2 separate regions of the Homo sapiens genome follow, and region 2 is linked to region 1. Evidence: chromatin contacts called from ENCODE Hi-C or POLR2A ChIA-PET data. All regions are on one chromosome and are shown on one strand. Each heading gives the region's core, a stretch centred on a gene start or an enhancer-like site at or near the end of the contact. The rest is flanking DNA. Distances are from core to core; before and after follow the strand shown. Region 1 has its middle 42 kb from the start of RND3. Region 2 holds the start of RBM43 (RNA binding motif protein 43).

What was found. A loop is a pair of places that touch in the nucleus more often than their neighbours do. ChIA-PET counts read pairs that join two places held with the same protein, here RNA polymerase II (POLR2A). Pooled maps may share reads with other maps.
Region 2: a map with no recorded cell type shows a loop between it and region 1 (9-fold over the local background). The contact joins the promoter of RBM43 here to the enhancer-like site in region 1. A Hi-C loop is called at or near these places in 1 of 37 single-sample maps with no recorded cell type and 1 of 50 pooled maps. POLR2A ChIA-PET finds 5 or more read pairs at or near these places in 1 of 52 experiments (AG04450).

The regions. Positions count from the first base shown.
Region 1 is chr2:150,527,225-150,532,516 of GRCh38, reverse strand. No RefSeq gene overlaps it. Among named protein-coding and RNA genes, the nearest start is that of RND3, 42 kb to the right of the region's middle. RefSeq lists enhancers at 3,297-3,356, 3,367-3,446. Within about 2 kb of position 3,481, at least 4 of the 41 ENCODE cell types and tissues checked have a DNase peak (open chromatin) inside an H3K27ac peak, as active enhancers do.
Region 2 is chr2:151,258,628-151,263,946 of GRCh38, reverse strand. RBM43 (RNA binding motif protein 43) reads left to right here and starts at 2,084. Exons shown (of 4, transcript NM_198557.3): 1 at 2,084-2,222. The coding sequence starts at 2,220. RefSeq lists an enhancer at 2,001-2,230 and a silencer at 2,271-2,540.

The DNA.
Region 1 (5,292 bases), core at 2,232-4,731:
CACTTTGGTTCCATGGAGGCTTACAAGAGCACCGTGGAACTATTCTGCTTTGAGGAACTCTGCATGTAAATTTGTGTGCATGTAACGTATACACAGACTCACTGCTCTTTCAGAGAGCTTGGAATCACTCCTACACGGGCTACAGGTGAAAAGGAGCAGAGCAGGGAGGAGAGAAACCTCACAAACAATGCCACTGTCTCTACGTGAGAGGGAGAAGGTGCCCTCATCTCCTCCTTATCCCCTTCCAATGGCTAAGATGTGCATGCCTACCTCTCAGGAAGACTATCATAACATGTTAATGAGGTATACAATTGAGTAACACTGCACATGTAAGTGAAATTATGCAACTACATCAGAAAATTGGTATGAGAATGCATTATTGAGATGCAAGTGCCCTATTTCTAAAAATATGTCGCTCGCTGTTTTACACACACACGTGTGCACACATGCTCCATTTCTACCACCCCCCACCAACCCCAGCCACTAGTAAGGGGTTTTCCAAGTCACATGTTGGAAATCCTACATTATTCAGGGTAACAAGGAAAGTGACAAAGGAGTTAGGTTTTAGCTGGAGATCCACAGTTGATTGTACCTCACTGGTTATTGGTCAAGAAGGCTTATTCTTATTTGTAAGAGTGTATAACCGGCTGCCTTTTGAACCAGTCCACACATTTAACACAGAATTGAAGTTTTAGCAAGGACGAGTCACTCCAGGATGTGGCTGTGTGTTTCCAGAATAGTCCTAGACATATTTGAGTGAGAAAGAAATTCAATGTGTTGCAGACTCCATATATTAAATTTTTCTGTTGCCCACCTTTTTGTGTATTTTTCAGATATGTTTTATACTCTAAATCAGGAGCATTTTGCCAGGAATTTCCCTCAGAACCTCTTAAAAAGTCTGTACATTTGGAGATAAATGAAATCCATATGTTCCTGATTTATTCTCACTTTCTTCATCAAAACGTTACTTTCTACAAGGCACTTGATCATCAATAAGCTATATGAGATTTTTAAAGGCCTTTTTTTCCCTAGAAAAGGGAAAACACATTTGATCAATAACATAGTTATAAAGTCAAAGTTACACAAGAATTTATAAAGATATATTGTTTTACTATTTAACTTTAATAACTTAGGCTATAGATATTTGGAAACTCACCAATCATTGTCAGAAAAATGCACATTTTTGTTTTTTTCTTCACAGGATAAACACACTTTTTTATTTATCTTTACAGTGACTTTCTAAAAAATTTGGTTCAAGATCTAGAAATGTACTTATCTTACATTTCAATACATCTAAATATAAATACCTTTTACAGAAAAATCCTAAATCTGTAAACATGAACATATAGTCATAATACATAGTTCTATGCACATAATATAATAGAAGACAATACTTCTCTCTCTAGACACAGAGCTCACTGAAGACGACAGGGATGTCTTCCTCATCTTGGTATCTGCACAAAGTAGGTCCTTGATAAATATTTGTTGACCAAATGAAAACATTAAAAATAACACTAAGGAACACTTTTATAGAAAAAAGTCTGCTGTTTCAGACCTCAAAGGGATGCCAGTTGAACAAGAAAGACTGTGTCAACAAGACAATACACTAACTCATACTACAGTCTTATTTTAAAATTGATTAAGGCCAAGTGCGGTGGCTCATGCCTGTAATCCCAGCACTTTGGGAGGCCAAGGCAGGCAGATCACAAGGTCAGAAGATCAAGACCATCTTGGCTAATACAGTGAAACCCCATCTCTACTAAAAATACAAAAACAAAATTAGCCGGGTGTGGTGGCGGGCACCTGTAGTCCCAGCTACTCGGGAGGCTGAGGCGGGAGAATGGGGTGAACCTGGGAGGTAGAGTTTGCAGTGAGCCGAGATCGCACCACTGTACTCCAGCCTGGGAGACAGAGCGAGACTCCATCAAAAGAAAACAAAAACAAACAAACAAAAAAATGATTAAAAGTGCATGGCTGAGGGCAGGAGGGAGTGGGGGATGTTCTCAATCATACAGCTGTTTAGCTTTTCCCAGCATAGCTCCTTTTTGAGAAGAGGAGTTGGGAGTTGGAGTTGGTTACAGGGCTGGAGATTAATTTACATTCAAACTTTTAATGTTAACATGATCATTATACTTCAGAAATAATATTTTTGTCTATGTAGCATTTTATACATATATACACACATACATACACATATAAAATATAAATATATACAACAAATATGTATTTGTTTTGTGTATTTGCTCAGCTATATCTAATTCTACATGTAAATTCGTGTGCATGTAACATATACACTATATATGTAATATGAATTTATATATTATTTATAAAGGAGAATAAGGTAAGACAATACCATTGCAGTTCATATATTCCTTTTACATCACATATTATTTACCTAAAGAACATTATTTTCTTTTGGACCCTTCAAGGAGGCTGGCAATGATTTCTGATGTCTGAAGCTTGTTCACACTCATAATTTTATAGGAATTACCAAAGAGTAAAACATGAAACTCCCTAGAGACACTCAAGAAACTTAAAGCCTTCCTAATTGATATAATCAAGTTTCTAGAATCACAAAAGAATAAAGAAAACTTGTTTGAGGCTACATTCCCCATCAAAGATTTTCACTGGATTATTTTTTAAGCTGCAAAGACGATGAAATGGAGACCAAAAAGATCTGAACAGCAACATTTTCCCACATACCAGCATTGCTGACTTCTAAACATAAAGCCATTCATCAGAGTTTCAGGCTCACAGAATTCCCTGTTTCCACAGAACCCACATTCACCTTTATGCAAAAATGCTGATTCAGAACAGACATTGTGAGGAATATTTAGATGTGTGGCAACTCTTTCAGTTCTAAACACTGGATGTGGAGTATAAACGTGGAGAAAGGAACTTGTGAAAGCAGGAACTGGTATAATTCGCTCTGGGGCAAGACTTCAAAATGCAAATAACAGAGGAATAATAATGCTATTAGTCATTCAAACCTTAGTGGATATTAGTTTAGTCAAGGCTGCTGTCATTCTCATTAAAATCAGCTGCTGCTTTTAGCCTTTCTCATCACCCACCCCTGCGGAGATTTTATGGTGAAAGTATAGAACAGAAAAAAGGCATTGTGGAGGTAGGGAGTGGGAGTGGGGAGCAAGTAAGCACAGCATGATTTGAGAGACAATTGCCAGTAATAAAAAATAAATAAAATGTGAAAGAATATCCCAAATGAACTTGATCTATTTTGGAATTTTGACAAAGCCACATCAGGTACCAGAAAACTGTCTTCTTTCTCTTGTCTTCTTCCCTCCCACACTATACCATGACCACCTGCTCCTAGAAGACAGTTCCCTACCCCACACTCACAGGACGAAGTCCAACACAGCACTGTGGTGACTTCATCTCCATAGATGGTTTATGGGTTTCTGTTTCACATAACCCCAGAAGTGATTTCTGTAATAGAATCGGTAGAAGTTAGAGACTTCCTGTTATAAGCTCACAGTGGTTTCCAAGTGATTACAGAAACAGGGTTTTTTATCAAACCAGATAGGGGAGAGGAAGCTCTTCATTTGTCAGTTACTGGGCATATGTAATACACTGTGCACTGATCAAAGCACAGGGCAACAAACTGATGCATCAATGGTTGTCTCTTCTAGGAAATCACAGTCTTGTAGGTACTGCAGATGTTCTTACAGTTTGATGTGAGTGGTGCAAACAAGCAAGGCCAATTTAAAATTTGTTTGGGTGGTAGAAACTTTTTCCAGTATTCCATATTCACAGGCAAAGTGGATTGATAAAATCCAGTGGTGTTTGCAATGACTGACTAGTGACAATGGAAGATTATCTAGATGAATCAATAGCAATGAATGTCTGCATTCACATCCTGATTACATGTGAGGTCCTAGGATCTGGGTCCCAAAGTCGAGTAGCTCCAGCTCATGCATGTAAATGTGCTGAATGGGTAAGAGTGGGCAAAAGAGACAAGCCAAAACGTTTCTCAGGCTAAAGGAGATTGGACATGAGAACGAAATAAGACACATCTAAGTGCAAAAGACTAAAGCCAGTTATTAGCTCTCTCTTTAGCTCTCTCTCTCTCTCTATATATATATAATATAAAACATATTTATATATGGTATATATGTATGTGTATATATAATGTATGTATGTATGATATATATGTATATATTTATATATGTACGCATATATAAAATATTATATAATACATATATATAAACTACTCTCTCCTAGTTTGCTTAATTCAACACGCTCATGTTCTCTCTACGTGTGTGTGTGTGTGTGTGTGTGTGTGTGTGTATGTGTATTAGGAGATTTCCTATGCCTGATTATCATAGCACAAGGTGATGATGTGCTATGCCCCTGGGCATGGGGAAAGTGGGGTTAAAGGTACCCTCTGAGTTTAGACATTTAACATGCTGTCTTAGATGAACACGTATTAGCATTTTAGCAAAAAAGAAGCTGGTGAAGGAATGATAAAAATAGAAGAGCCAGTGAAGGAAAAGCTAATATAACCTATTAATGTATAAAATATTTTTAAAGTTATTTTTGTTTTTTGTTTGTTTTTGGTGGAGACAGAATCTCGCTATGTTGCCCAGACTGGTCCAGAACTCCTGGCCTCAAGTATTCCTCCCACCTTGGCCTTCCAAAGTTCTGGGATTACAGGTGTGAGCCACTGTGCTTGTGGAATTGTCAGGGAATGATTTATAGTGAAGTTGTGTCAATAAATGTAATCTGAAGAGTGATGTGCAAGTTCTTATGCAAAGAATGACAGCCAGCAAACAAAATACAAAATGATTTTTGATAAAATGTTCAGATAAGAAAATTAAAAAATTAGTTTGACTGCATGATCTAGCCATAGTTTTCTCAGACCCTTATCTTCCTATTTAATAGGCAAAAACTATTACAGAGACCTAATTTAATAATCTCTAGAACAGCTTTAATATATTTTTACATTTAATCTTGTTTTTGAAGAAAAGGTATAGTACAAAGCAATAGTTTCCACAAAAGAAAAGAAGAACACTTCAAATCACTTGAATTAAAAAAAGAAATAAGTATATATATATATATATCTTCTGTAGGAGATGCAAACTGAAGATAATGAATTAAAATTAACTGAAAGAAATATAATATTCCATCACATACAATACGTAGATATTGTTCTGGTGTTAAAATAATTTATTGAAATATTTTTCCTTTCTCTGAGTTAAAAATAAAAATTAAGTTGTTCAAAATGTCATTTTTTATAGTGCAGAATATCAATAATATGTCCAAAAGATACCTGTG
Region 2 (5,319 bases), core at 835-3,334, 730 kb before region 1:
TGGAGATAAAATATAAATTGGGGAATTACATACAGATGTACCTCATTCTGTTTTTTTTTTTTTTTCTTGAGACAGAGTCTTGCTCTGGAGTTCTACTTGTTAAATTTCAGATGCTTGTTTGACATTCAAGTGGGCACTTAGATATATAAATCTGGAGATAAAATATAAATTGGGGAATTACATACAGATCTACCTCATGCTGTTTTTTTTTTTTTTCCTTCTTGAGATAGAGTCTTGTTCTCTCGCCCAGGCTGGAGTGCAGTGGTGTGATCTTGGCTCACTCTGCCTCCCGGGTTCAAGCGATTCTCTAGCCTCAGCCTCCCGAGTAGCTGAGATTACAGGTGTGTGCCACCACGCCCGGCTAATTTTTGTATTTTTAGTACAGACGGGTTTCACCATGTTGCTCAAGCTGGTCTTGAATTCCTGAGCTCAAAATGATCCGCCCACCTTGGCCTCCCAAAGTTCTGGGAATACAGGCGGGAGCCACTTCCCCCTACCTCATTCTGTTTTAAAATCTTCATAGCCTTGTGCCTTACTGATATATCATCAGCCGTATAACAAATAGCTCCATCCAATGATAAACTAGGTGGATCCCAGTTTATAAAAAAATTATTACTACCTGTATTTCAAGCAATGTACAACTAAAATTTCTATACAATATCTTAGTGCCATTTGCGCACTATAACTTCAAGTTCAGTTCTAAAAGTAGAATTGCTGAGACTAAGAATATGTGCATTTTACATTTTTTTGCACTTTACATTTTGATAAAAATCTTTAGAAGTATTTGCATCCATCTATGCTTGCAGCAACTCTGATGCTTACATTCAGGCTAACACTTTCTGGTTTTGCAGATCTAGTTGTGAAAAATGGTATCTTATTATTTCAATTTACATTTCTTAGGAGTGGGATTGGGTTTCTTCATATCTGCTAGCCATCTACCTTTGTTCTTCATGCATTCATTGATTTGATTTTGAAGTTTGTCCAGAGATTCCCTGTGTCCCCACAGGCGCCATTCGGGGTTCCTGTGCTAAGGCATGGACAAGGTGGTGAGCTCTCTGCTGGCAGGGACCTGGCGCTCTCATCCTGTGTCCTTAGCACCCGGCAGAGGTCCAAGAGGGCTCCTGGTCTGGGCTGGGAAGGTGACCAACACGGCGTTGGGGGTTGAGGTGGGGGTTGGGGAACTGGGGTAGGTTGTGCAGAGGAAAAGGCCCAGGTGAGCGGTGGGGGAAGGGGAAGAAGTCTGGACAGATAATAAGGGCGTAGGAAAGACATCCAGATTTCACTGAGTGCAGGGCTTTTTAAAACTGATGTTAGAAAAACTTGATTTGCTGTTGTAAAAAACCATCTGTGTGAAGTAGAAATTGATATCAATAACATGATAGAGAATACGTTCTAAAAAGTAAAGGTAGCTGGATGTAAAATTCTGGCAGAAGTTTAATATCCTAGATGGTTAGTTTGAGGCCAGCAACTAATGAGGATAAAAGCCTTCTCCATGGAAAATTTTGGACAGTTATCTGGAGAAATATTACAGTGCGCATCAACCAAATTGAAATGTTTTCAAAAGTGTTGTAAAGTTTCATGTAGTAAAAAGGTTTTAGCCACATGCCCTTCAATTTCATGGCATCGAATATATAAACACAGAAGAGAGCATGCATGCAAGATATTTAACTCCCTTACATGATAATGCATGCGATTCAAAACTATCATGACATCTAGGGCTCTCTGCAACTACGAGATGATTGATGTTAGGAAAAGCGTAGCCCCCCAGTATCAACACAGGAAGCGGCCACCACCTACTATGTGTTTTCCCTTTTTGCGTTTTTTCTTTTTTTAAATCAACTCTGCCGTTGTTGCTGCTGCTTAGCAAAACGGGTAAAAACAAAATTGCAATCACTGATGCATCACCCAGAGAATTCCCAAATTTCCTGTCGAGGAATCCTCTCGGCCTCTCTCCAGAGTGCTTCCACAAGTTGCAAAACTACGGAGGGCGTCTGGGCAGGCGCTGGCAACAGCACTCCTGAGTCCGAGCTCCCACTCAGAGGCCACGAGGTCGCAGAACAGCCGGATCGGGTGGAAGGACCGCCCTTTTCTTCGTAGCCTCCAAGGGAGCTGGAACAAAAAACGAAACCAAAACCTGCCTGCTCGCTCCTCTCCCCATCGCCTGCGTTCCGCTGGTTGTGGGCTTTCTGCGGCCGCTGAGGGCGCGTCTCCCCTCCGCCATGGCAAGTTGCTTTTGCTTTGGGTTTTGCGGTGCAGGTCCGTGCCTGTACCGTCGCCATGGTCCCCTAGAAGGGCGCGGAACCGGGCGCGACGGGCCAGGGTGCAGGGCTGCGCGGGAGGGGGCGGCGCACGGAGGGGCCCCAGGGACCCCGGGGGCCCCGGAGAGCCGTCCACCCCGGCGGGCAAACTCAGGTCAGCCTCGCTGCACCCTTCCCAGGTGGCGGCATTGCGCGCTCCTGAAATTCACGTACGGCGGTGCAGTATAGGCCCGCTCCAGAGGCTCAGGACTAGGCTGTCACCTCCCACACCCACTGCCCAGGCGACGGGGACGCCGCCGTTCGTCGAGGAGCTGCTTCGCAGGCTGTTAGGGCTTAACTGTTGTCCTCCCACGCCTCGGGGGGAACAAAAGTGGCCTGATTAGCCAGAAATGGAGGTCACAGCTGCCTTTTGAAAAGGGCTAATAAGAACGATTCGAGCCAAGGACGCAAGTCAGGAAGACATCCTCATGTCTTATGTCTGCCTTGGTGCGAATTCTTGTCTTAGCAAATTCAAAATTTATCCTTCTGTGTTTTGTTTTGTTTCCATCAATCGCTTAAAAGCCTTGGCAAGGCCTTTAATTCCTGCTCTGAAATGCTAGAGTCCCGGAAATGCAAAAGCAAGTACGTTTTTGTTGACCTGGTGGCGGTAGAGGCGTCGTCATTGAAAATAAACAACTGATTTTGAGAAAATCAATATAAACAAATGCAGTCAATGAATCTTCTGTTTCTTCCCAATGCCTTACTTACAAAAGTAAAGTTTTGCTATATACTTTTTGCTTTCTGATAAGATGGCCAAGTCTGTTATAACACAATACTGATGCAAGGAAATGCGCCATCACGTTAGTATGTCTTGGCTAAAAGCTGCTCGTTTCAAAGTCCTTGAAAGGACTGTCTTTCTCTAGGCATTTCTTTATCTTAATCGTGGGTAGAAGAGATGAACAACCCTCATTATTCATAATTGACCTCAGTAAAATTATCTATGTTAGCCATACTTTCTCCAACCTATGAAAGGGAGTTAAGGACAAATATTGGCAAGTCATTGAAGTACTAATTCATTAGATGATTCATAGAAACTAGTTCTTACCAAACAAAATTTACATCTTTATGTTTTTTTCTTCTAAAAATACTGGTTCAGGGAGAAGTTTCTTTGATTTTAAAGATAAATTACCAGTAGACATTCGAATAAAGAAATATGGTATTAGTACTAATGAGGGCATAGAGCTGAAGTAAGATTTCCTGAGTTTAAATTGATTGCATGTTTTTCTTTGATATTGTTGGGGTGCAGAAAATGATCTCCCTGCCCGGCACGGTGGCTCACGCCTGTAATCCCAGCACTTTGGGAGGCGAAGGAGGGCGGATCACTTGAGGTCAGGAGTCTCTACTAAAAATACAAAAATTAGCTGGGCGTGATGGCATCCACCTGTAGTCTCAGCTACTGGGGAGGCTGAGGTGGGAGGATCACTTGAGCCCAGGAGGCGGAGGTTGCAGGGAGCCAAGATCACGCCATTGTTCTCCAGCCTGGGCAACAGAGCGAGGCGCTGTCTAAAAAAAAAAAAAGACTTCGAGAGGCCGAGGGGGGAGCGGATCACGAGGTCAGGAGTTTGAGACCAGCCTGGTCAACATGGTGAAACCCCATCTCTACTAAAAATACAAAAATTAGTCGGGCATGGTGGCTGATGCCTGTAGTCCCAGCTACTCAGGAGGCTGGGGCAGGAGAATCGCTTGAACCCGGGAGGTGGAGGTTGCAGTGAGCCAAGATCGCGCCACTGCACTCCAGCGTAGGTGACAGAGCTAGACTCCATCTCAAAACAAACAAACAAACAAAAAACAAGAAAAGAAAAAGATCTCCCAAAAGAAATAAAAACAAATGCAGTGAGTGAATCTTCTATTTCTCCCTAGTGCTTCACTTAGAAAAATAAAGTTTTTCTTTATGCCTTTTTTGCTTTCTGATATGATGGCCCTGCCTTTATTCTTACATTGACAGGGTTGAGCATTTCTGTTTTTTTGTAACCATATTTAAATTTTCAATGTTTTTATTTTTATTTTTTTTGAGACAGAGTCTCACTCTGTCACCCAGGCTGGAGTGCAGTGGTGCGATCTTGGCTCACTGCAACCTCCACCTCCTGTGTTCCAGCCATTCTGGTTCCTCAGCCTCTGGAGTAGCTGGGATTACAGGCGCCTGCCTCCACTAATTTTTGTATTTTTAGTAGAGATGGCGTTTCACTATGTTGGCCAGGCTGATCTCGAACTCCTGACTTCAAGTGATCTGCCCACCTCATCTTCCCAAAGTGTTGGGATTACAGCCGTGAACTACTGCACCTGGCCTTTTTTAAGACTTAGCAGGTTTGGTCTAAAGGTGAAAAACCGATAATAATGTAAACAGTAAATATTGTTTATAGCAGGTCCCAATAGTGTGCTATGATTACTTTTTCTCCTTTTGGTCCAGTGTTATGTGTATTTTTCCTTTTCCACTTCTAGGAAAATGTTCCCAGCAAATGGGTCAAATGGATTTTCTTTCTTTCTTTCCTTTCTTTCTTCCTTTTTTTTTTTGGGGACGAAGTCTCCCTCTATTGCCCAGGCAGGCTGGAGTGCAGTGGTGCTCACTATAACCTCTACCTCCCAGGTTCAAGCCATTCTCCTGCCTCAGCCTCCCAAGTAGCTGGGACTACAGGCATGTGCCACCACGCCCAGCTAATTTTTGTAGTTTTAGTAGAGTTGGGGTTTCACCATGTTGGCCGGGCTGGTCTCGAACTCCTGACCTTAGGTGATCTGCCCGCCTCATCCTCCCAAAGTGCAGGGATTACAGGTGTGAGCCACCGTGCCCGGCCTGCATTCCATAATTTACTTAAAATCATGCAAGTACTTTAGTTTTCTTATGATTTTTAGGCTGGGGCCCCTTCAAATCCCAGAAATGGGAGAGAACTTGCTCTGGGATATACATGCTAGCAGGTTCTCTCTGAAGTGTTCATTCAGGCATTTTTTGTTTTTGAGACAGAGCCTTGCTCTGTCACCCAGGCTGGAGTGCAGTGGTGCCATCCTGGCTCACTGCAGCCTCGATCTC